Regions from separate parts of the Mus musculus genome. Here region 1 is linked to region 2. The links are chromatin loops, found by intact Hi-C in ENCODE. Cell type or tissue: left cerebral cortex. All regions are shown on one strand.

The links. A loop is a pair of places that touch in the nucleus more often than their neighbours do. Peaks named below come from ENCODE experiments on the same cell type or tissue, not always from the same donor. Only the 100,000 strongest peaks of a DNase experiment are listed, where the experiment ranks them.
Region 1: it touches region 2 in a loop (2.1-fold over the local background); 4 of 42 quality-filtered maps call a loop at or near these places.

Annotation. Positions count from the first base shown.
Region 1 is chr5:110,706,610-110,711,609 of GRCm38, forward strand. It overlaps Ep400 (E1A binding protein p400), which reads right to left. Exons shown (of 52, transcript NM_029337.2): 16 at 4,422-4,558; 17 at 2,165-2,334; 18 at 1,554-1,728; 19 at 1,320-1,456. Among named protein-coding and RNA genes, the nearest start is that of Gm22716, 32 kb to the left of the region's middle. In left cerebral cortex, no CTCF peak of the experiment used is centred here; a DNase peak (open chromatin) is centred at 2,858; H3K27ac peaks cover 263 bases.
Region 2 is chr5:110,662,841-110,667,840 of GRCm38, forward strand. Ep400 (E1A binding protein p400) reads right to left here. Exons shown (of 52, transcript NM_029337.2): 50 at 4,628-4,774; 51 at 3,700-3,777; 52 at 1,533-3,234. The coding sequence ends at 2,962. It overlaps Mir7026 (microRNA 7026), which reads right to left and starts at 3,301; the gene lies at 3,235-3,301. It also overlaps a transcript of Ddx51 not described here. In left cerebral cortex, no CTCF peak of the experiment used is centred here; no DNase peak of the experiment used is centred here.

The DNA of each region.
Region 1 (5,000 bases), 44 kb after region 2:
GTGCTATTAGGAGATGTGGCTTTTTTGGAGTAGATGTGACCTTGTTGGAGGAAGTGCCTCACTGTGTAGGCAGGCATTAAGGTCTCCTATGCTCAAGCTCCACCCAGACAGAACTAGAGTTTCCACCTGGCTGCCTTCGGATTAAGACGCAAAAGTCCTGGCCTTTGTGCACACTGCCATGCTTCCCTCCATGATGATAATAGACTAAACCTCTGAAACTTACGCCCCAATTAAATGTTTGCCTTTATGAGTTACTTAGATCACAGTGTCTCTTCATAGCAATAAAAGCCTAACTAAGACAATATACTAAGGAATTTAAGGGTAACTGAAGGGTTTTTCCTTTATCTGCTGGTGGTGGCATTTGACCTACATGGAAGCTCCAACTCCTTTCTCACAAAATTACTTCTAACTAGAACTAGCACATCACTAAGGTCAACAAAAGAAAATGTCAACATTTTGCTGAAATATTTGACAGAAACCAGTGCTACAGCAACATGGCCGAATATTTTCTGCTTGTGTATATGGAGGTTGATTGAACACAGTAAATGCTGTGAAGGTGCATTCACTGCTCCTACTCTAGACTAAATGACAGGCAAGAGTTGGGGGGTGAACTGTTTAGGTCATAGGATGATATAACATGGCATGGTTAATATGCCCCACTGGCTTCCTTCCAGAAAGACCATACTGACCAGGTGGAGTAATGGCTACTTTCAAAGAGTAAGCTGGTCAATCGTCTGCATCCATATTAACTACCCAGATATGATGGTTCAAATATGCTTAGCCTCCAGGAAGCGGCAATATTAGGAGGTGTGGCCTTGTTGGAGGAAGTGTGCCACAGTGTGTGGCAGGGTTCCTATGCTCAAGCTCCACCCAGTGCAGAAGAGAGACCTTCCTATCTGCAGATGATAGTCTTCTCCTGGCTGCCTTCTGATCAAGATGTAGAGCTCCTCCAGCACCACTGTCTGCCTGCATGCTGTCACGCTTCCTGCCATGATGATAATGGACTGAACCTCTGAAACTGTAAGCCAGCCGCAATTAAATGTCCTTTATAAGAGTTGCCTTGGTCATGGTGTCCAGTCACAGGAATGGAACCCTAAGACAACAGGCTAACACAAGCAGGAGCAGCACGCAGTGGAATAGATATCAAGCTACAATGGCAGGTGTGTAGATTAAGCATATATAATACCCGAGTAAGAGAAAGGGAAGAGAGGGTTTTCTGGAGCCTTCAGAGTTCCTGGTTGCCTCACTCATAGGCTCACTTACTGAGGCAACAGGGTGCATCGGCTTCTCATTGGTCAGGTAGGCAAACCAGCACTTACCTAGGCTGTAGGATGACATCCTCATATAAGGCCTTCTGACGACTGGAAAGGCGGCACTTCAGAACATGCTCATATTTCCTGGTTAGCTGTTTCTCCACATCTCTCTTGGTTCTCCTCAAAATAAATGGCTGTGTGACCTGGAGAAAATAATAACCATTTTTCTCGCCATGGTGTACTTAGCAGAGGGCAGATAAACTTTAAATGAGTCAGCTGTAGTCACAGAAGCAAACATACCCTGTGTAACCTTATGACCATTTTGTGATAGTAATCCTGGTTTTCCTCATTGGGGGCTTTCAGAGGAAAGCTCAGATAAGGCCTGGAGATCCCAGGAATGAGGAAGTGCACCATGGTCCAGAGCTCCAGGAAAGTGTTGTGCAGAGGAACATCGATCAGAAGCAGGCGCTGCTGGCTATAAACAAAATGGGGCAATGTTGGAACTTTGAAAACATAAGTAGGCTGCATAACTTTTCTACAGCAATGTATGAGAAAAGTGGAGACAGAAACTCTACATATGCCTTCAGGGAACGGACGGGCACAGTGGCACACACAGCACTTGGGGAAGAGGAAACTGAGTCAGAGGCAGGCAGACCTTTACATTCAAGGCCAGTCTGGTCTACATAGAAAGCTCCCGTATAACCAAGACTACATAGTGAGACCCTGTCTCAAAGAAAAGGACTGAACACAGGGATGCTGTGTCTCTTAGGTCCAACAATGCTGTGACAAAGGAGAAGGAAATTTCTTTTCACTAAATTGATATATGTATGCAATGATTTAAATTTCTTTAATGAATCTTTAGGTAAGAACAGCTGGAGATTTGAAGACAGAACACTTGGGTACAGTCAGACCTCTGCAGCTTGAAGATGGCTTCCCAGTGCCGCTCAGTCATGCCCTTCACCCTCTGCATTTCGTCAACAACAAGGCATTTCCAGTGCACCCTTGAGAAGGCAGTGTAGCCCCTGAAGAACTGCTTATAGGACGTGATGCAGATGTGGAAGTTATTGGGCTCGGTCCACTCCTGCAATACAGAAAGAAGCTCCATCTCCCCTGCAACCACCCCGAGGCAAGCTGTGAATATCACCAGCAATACAATCCATTCTGCAGAACAACTACACAAGAAAATTCCAAGGTATTATTATTCTCTGTTCTTCTAGAGCCTAATGGACTTTTGTTGACAATTTAGGCCTCTGTGTCTAGTGTCTAAACACTAGACACTAGACAATTAGGCTATTGTCTAGTGACAATAAGGCACTAGAAATTATCATTGGGAAAATAGATTACCAGAGAAGATACTGGCTTTTATAGTGTATAATCCAAGCAAGGAAGGCAAAAACAACAACAACAAAAACCAAACAAACAAATAAAGATGTCTACATTGCAACTAACGGCAATGAAATTTTTAAAGCAAACTAGAGAATGGGCTATGGTCTAACACATCCTCTCTAAAATTCATGAGCACTGGATCCCCACTGTGGCAGCATTAAGATTGGGACCGTCTTCAGTTCCCAAGAATGAGTCAGTGCTTTATGAAAGGGTGGCAAAGATCCAAGGAAAACCCTTCTGCATTTCTGCCCTCATTTATGTAAGCATACAACAAGAAATATATCACCTTAGAAATTGAAACCAGGTCCGCACCAGCTGCCAAATTTATCAGGAACTTGGTCTTAGATTTCTAACTACGCTCCTGTTCTTTATTAATTATGTTCTCTATGCTTTTTTGTTCTATACTTTTGCAGCAGGAGAAAAATACTAAGATAAAAGATCTTAATAAAAGAAAAATACTATGGTAAAAGATCTTTTAGTAAATTTTGCTTGGCACAGTGTCTAAAAGTGAGCCAAAACTTCAAATGATAAAAACTGATCTATACACATTCAATTGGAAGTTGGCACTATTAAGTAACTGGAGGTCAAAGGAAACTTTTATCTGTCACAAATATTCCTGCTTAATCCAGACAAATCATAAAGAACTCAGGAGGTCTCACACACTCCATTAGTCTTGAGGTAAGTAGTACTGTATTCTCTCTCCAGACAAATACTCCATTCTGAACTATTTTCCTTACAGTATTGGGAACTAAACTCAGGGCCCATACATGTCAAGAAAGCACTCTATTGTCAGGCAGTGGTGGAATATGCCTTTAATCCTAGCACTTGGGAGGCAGAGGCGCAGAGGCAGGTGGATTTTTGAGTTTGAGGCCAGCCTGGTCTATAGAGTGAGTTCCAGGATAGCCAGGGATACACAGAGAAACCCTGTCTCGAAAAACCAAAAAAGAAAAAGCAAGCAAGCAAGCAAGCAAGCACGCACTCTATTACATCTGTAGACCAGAAGGGAAATGGGACCTCAAGCCTAAGCAGCTTTTTCCAGATAAGTGGGAGTCCACCTTGTGTCCTCTCTGCTTCAATTCTAGAACTGAATATACATTTGGTAACTTACAAATATGTCTATGATATGCATTAAGCAGCACGTAACTGTACTCAAAGTGGTGGAAGCAGGAGGACCAAATGTTTGAACCCAGTCTGGGATACTTAAGATTTTAGGTTTAGGGCTGGAGAGATGGCTAAGTGGTTAAGAGCACTGGTTAAAGTCCTGAGCTCAAATCCCAGCAACCACATGGTGGCTCACAACCATCCGTAATGAGATCTAATGCCTTCTTCTGGTGCATCTGAAGACAGCTACAGTGTACTTAGATATTATAATAATAATAATAATAAAAACAAATCTTTTTAAAAAAGATTTTAGGTTTAGAAAAATTAAGGTGTTTAGCTTTATTTTATGCTTAATTACTATTAAGGAACATGAGAGTTATATCTGTGATGATGTGCATGTACCACAACATGCCTATAGAGATCAGAGTACAACTTTGTGGAATTGGTTCTTTCCTTTGTACCTTCATGTGGCTTCTAGGGATCAAATTAGGCTGTCAGGCTTATGGAGTAAGTGCGTTTCAATCTGCCAGGCCATCTCTCCAGTCCCAGTATACCATATTTAAAAGCTATTTAGCTAAAGGCATAATTCCCTGGCACACCTCTTGTTAGGAAATGTGGAACCTATCTCCAGCACTGCAAAACAAAGAAAGAGAGAGGGTGGTGGCAATGGAATGGCACTACCTGTCTCTTTGCTTTGAGTTCTCTGTGGCTGCCAACATAAGAAAGAGTTTTGAGGCCAGGACACCAGCGTTTCAACTCGAGTTCCCACTTGAGTATGTTACAACTCCTCATGACAACAAGATGAGGGCCCCAGTTACCTATGAAAGAAAGAAATAAAAATCTGTGAGATCCAGGTACCTAAAGTTGAGTTTGATCAGAAGTTTAAATACATGGCCCACAAAGAATGCAGAATCCAAGTAAACAAAAACTATTCTCCAGTCGAATTAAACTGCCCAGAGTATTACCCAGGCGTGTCGCCTGCTGCACTGTAACAAAGTCAGGTTCTCTAGAAACACACACATAAAACCAGGACCCACTGATAACCATAAGAACTTCTATCATTTGAGCCTGAGAAAGAACACTTTTCTAAGCTAGGTGTGGTGGCGCATGCCTTTTATCCCAATACTCAGGAAGCAATGGCAAGTAGAACTTTATGAATTCGAGGTCAGCCAAAGCTGCATAGTGAAACTTTATCTCAAAACACAATCTAACCTCCAAGAAAAGCCTTTATCTATGGCAAGCAACTACCCCAAACAAGAA
Region 2 (5,000 bases):
CTTTAAAATTGGGGGTGGAGATACCCTCAGCAGCTCTTTCACTGTTCAGGATTGAATTATTGATTAGAATTATTTATCAGTTAATGGTGTTACTGATGTGTGTGTGTAGTCTGTATTTTCTGTATAAAATTGAATCCATATATAATTTATGTATAAAATCATATAATTCTTGGACATCATTTCCTATTTTTGTTGTGTCTCTTTCACTTGTCTCTCCACTTAGATTCCAAGTTTTATACCCAACACGAGAAGGGAGAGTAGACATTCTTGTTTCGTTTTAGTGGAAATGTTTTGAGGATTTCTCTATTTAGCTTAGGTTTATTTTGCCTTTATCATGTTGAAACATGTTCCCCTTCCAGGACACAGAAATGTTGGATTTTGTCACAGGCCCTTTCTGAATCCAATGAGATGATCATGTGGTTTGTCCTTGAGTCTGATTATGTGTGGTGTATTAAGTTTATTGACTGACCCATGCTGAATAATCCTTGCATGTCTGGGATGAAGCCATCTTGATCATGGTGTATCTTTAAAAAAATTACAAATTTAGTTTTAAATATTTGAGAATTTTTACATATATGTTAAGAGGTTGGCTTTTTTTTTTTTTTTTTTTTTTTTTTGGGTGCATCTTTGCTTTTGGCATCAGGCTAAAACTGAATTCAAGAAATAATTTATTGTTCCCTCCTTTCTTACTTTCCAGAATAACTTGAGTAGTACTGGTATTAGTTATTTGAAGGTCTGATAGAATTTGTTGAGACACAAATTAGACTTTGTTTACTAATGTATGATTGGCTTTGGAGAAAGTTTTTGTTTGTTTGTTTTTTTTGCAGTGGGTCCTTGGCATCAGGAATAAGTTCTCTGGCAGTGTTTTTGATATGGTTATCTGGTATTTGGATCTGGTTGTGAGTTCTTGGGGTCACTTTGTGTTGATCTGCAAATGGGGTATCAGATGTGGTCCAGCTCAGCAAGGTCATGACAAGTGGAACACAGCAACTCAATGTTTTGAACCAATCCTTCACATGTCTGCCTTAGAGAAACATCTCTGCTTCATTTGTGCCCCAGCAAAATACCATCTGACACAACTGACTTGGTTTGTCTGGGTCTGTATAGGATGGCATCTGGTGATGGTAGTGGACATACCAGAAGAGGTGGTGACCATGGGGCCAGCTAGGTTGAGGGCCACCTGGGGATCTGCCTGCATGAGGCTGGGCATGAGCAGAACCCGAAGGAAGAGCAGAACCCGAAGGAAGAGGTGTGAGAGCTGATTTTGCTTGATAGGTCTAAGCAGAAATGAAGCAGTTTTTCCAGTATCCTAATGGAAGGTGTCCAGGATAGGGCTGTGTATGGCTCTACACTGGGGTCACCTGATCATCTAGGGTAGAAGGGGGACTGTGCTCATAAGGACATTTCTATTCCTGGTGCAGTCCTGTTGCCTGGTAGCTAAAGAGGAAGACCTTGGCCATGACTTTGGAGCAATACAGACTGAAAGCCTTTGGTGCCAACATTGCTCCTTTTGTTTATTAAGACAGAACAAGAAAGGTGTAGAAAGGTTATTTATTAGCCTTTGCTTAGTAGGACATCTTGTCCTTTTAAAATCCTATTCAAGTACAAATGCTTGTGTTTACAAAGTATTTACAATTTCAGTCCTGTTTCTTACATTTTTAAAAAAACACAACAGCTATCTGGTTGAAAAATAAACAAAAGCAACTGCCAAAAATGAAGACTCTGCTTCTCACATTGCCTTTTGGGTCCCACCAAACATGGCTTGGGCACACTGAAGAAGGCTGCCACCACAGTGAGAAGGATGGAGAAAAAGGTATGTTGTTCACAAAGGAGCCCATGGATCTACAAGGAACAGGAGCTGCTGCTGGGAGCCAGATACCAGGTACCTAGGAACCTCCAAAGCTTCCCAACACAGCACACACCAAGACAAAATGATGGGGTTTTGTTTATGAGACTGCATACAGGACCTCTTCTGTTTTTCAACACCTGCTACTTTCCCCATGTTTCACATTAAGAGCTCAAAAGTGAGTTCTGGGTGGCATCAGGTATTGTCACATTCCTGCCCACACAGGACACAAACAGTGGGATAGACATGATGGCACACAACACAACCACTTCCAGGCTGCAGTGCTAACATGACAGCACAGGCAATTCAGGCCAGAGGACAGGCATCAGCACTGATGTGGAACATGGACCTTCCGCTCTGGCATAGTCACCTTGCAATAGTAAGAAGAGTAAACACAGATAGGACTTGGCTTCATTTTAACTAACCCCTTCAACTGCAATGGGCCGTAACAGGCACAACAGTTCAGCCATGACATCTGAAATTGATAAAGTGCTGCCAGGGGTGGGGTGGACCAAATGATGCCTTCCTAAGCAAATACTAGGCTTCCCAGACTAAGCCTAGACCAGGAGAAAAGTAAGGGAAAGTAACGTTGGTTTCAACTCCACCAGGCTACAGCACCTGAGACCCACACTAGCTTGTCACAAGAACACTGTAAAGGATCCACGGAGGTGCCTAGTAAAATGTGTCTAAACACAAACTTACTATACAGAGATGGTATCAGCCCCAGAGCATCATTCAAATCAAAGCTAATGTTCACGGGGGCAAGATGGGTGCCTGTAACAAAAGCCATACTGAGAAGGGTATATGCACTTTAAGAGAGAGGACCAGAGTGGAGGCTCTGGAAAGAGACTTGGATCTCTCCTGCTGAAGGACTACAATGCATGTGCTGAACAGTAGTGGTATCCAACAATGGTAGGATATGGAGTCCTACCAAGTACTGAGCTGTGCACACTAAGAGAAACTGTGCACTGCCATGGATTGCCACTGTCACATGTACACAGGACAAAGTCAAACAACTGTGTAGCCAGCCACCCTATAGGCAGCAGATCCCAGAGTCCACAAACAGTATAGAGTTCTGCCAGGACAGCCTAACATAGTATCAACCAATTTCCATCCTACTGGCATGGAGGTTTGGTGGGCGTCTTCAGCCTCACAGCAGGAACTCTCATTTGCAACTTTGGCTGCTGGCTTGGGCTGTCAGAGCTGGCTGGAAGCTGTGCTGGGCTTGGGCCACCAGGGGTCTGCAGTGATGCTGAGGCTGTCGTCACCACCTGCTGCTGGATGAGCTTCTGCTGCACCAGCTGGGCTGTTGCAGTCACCGTTGGGATCATCTGTACCTGTTGCCCTGCTGCCGTTGCCTGTGTGAGCGTCACCGTCTGTGGAGAAGCCTAAGCCAAGACCAGAAAGCACATGTTACCAGAACCACTGCATATACCCCATGGTCTCAGAAACGCAGCGAAGGATTTGGGCCAGTGTAACTTCATTTGGTTTCTTCAAATCAACAGGCAACTTAAAGTGAAAATGTTTCAGTATTTAAAACAAAAGCTATGTCAACTTGCCACCTTACCTCCACCTGGATCCCATGCTGCTGACACTCCCCAGAAGCTGTAATCCTACCTTGTGGAAAATGCCAAAGGTGCCTGCTGAAAGCAGGTTCAGGCGCAAGCCAAGTCCTTAAGCTCAGTAGTCCTGCTCTGGAAATTCCCTAGTTATTTCCCCTGAAAGCTCATCTTTTTGTGTGCATTAATTATGAAAACCAAAATCAATTCTCAAATTACTAGCATCCTGCTTCTGAAGGATGAAAACCTTTCACAAATTGTGGCCCCGCCTGCCCCCAGGTCTGCACAGCCTACCTGCTGAGAAGCTGATGCAACTTGTTGTATACTGGCCACAGGTGTTTGTTGCTGCACAACTTGAGGAAGTTTTGCAACCTTTGACAAGGCAAGCATAGGATTCAAAATACATGCACAAACATCTCTTTTTTTAAGCAAACATAATATCATGTAATATGAAGAAACAATCTAAGTGCGCCCACCAGGATCCTAGGAATGTGAAGAGCAACTGAAACCTTCATAAACAACCCATAACTCATGAGGATTCTAGTTTCATATTTTAACTTTCTCCTTTAGTAAATGTGACTTAGCCAGCAAGCTAAGCGGACCAGGAGGCCTTACCAGGACAAGCACTGAGACTTCCAAGTCGTTTCATCCATCATAATCAAAAGCTCACTTACATAAAAAACAAAACTTCCTACCCTGTGTTCACTTCCTACAGACAGTTGCTGCAGAAGTAAATCTCTTGCTGTTGTCAAAATTCACTTTTGTTTTTCCAATGCAAAAACAAGAGGTTTATTTTCCAGCATGTCAGGGTCAACCCTCAATCAGCAAAATTTACTTTTTAAAAGCTGAAGTTGTGGCTCAGTAATGAAATTCTTCTCATGAAGCCACAGGTTGAATTCTCAGAATCACAAACACTATAAAAGTTCCCGATACAGACTGTGGTGGCACCTACAACCTCCAGCACACTGAAGCTGGCCAGTATGGTGAGTTTGAGGTCAACATGGGCTATAGATACAGCACGTTCAGTGCTAGCCTGGGCAGTATAAAACAATCTTCTAACTATCTGTTTAATAGACAGATTTCTGTAACCTCTAGCATGCATATAGGGGATCCTAAAGCCTGTTGTAGCAATGTTCATGTGTCTGAAATTCAAAAATGTGTGCAAACATTCATACAAATTAATACTTTTTAAAAATCACCCCCCTCCCTGCCTCATGCTTACCTGGATCTGAGTCTGAACCTGCTGAGTCCCGGCCAGTTTCTGGGCCTGGGAGATGGGTGTGGTCAGAAACTGGGTTTTAAGGGCTGGCTGGGCAGCATAAGCGACCTTCTGCTGCGGGCCCTGAGTAGTGATCTGTTGGGTGGTCAGCTGAAAAAAAAAAAAGAAACAGCAGAGGCTCAGCCAGGTGAGACTAGGTTCACTACTCATAACCTCAGCAACTGCCACGGTCTGTATCTCCTAGGAAGTATGGTCAGGACTATCCTAAGATCTTGGCATTGCCCTACCTTTAAGCCATTGGAGGATACCTATGGCAAGTCACTACATACAGGAGTCAGTGTATCCTGATTGAACCCACAGTCCCAGTGGAAAAATC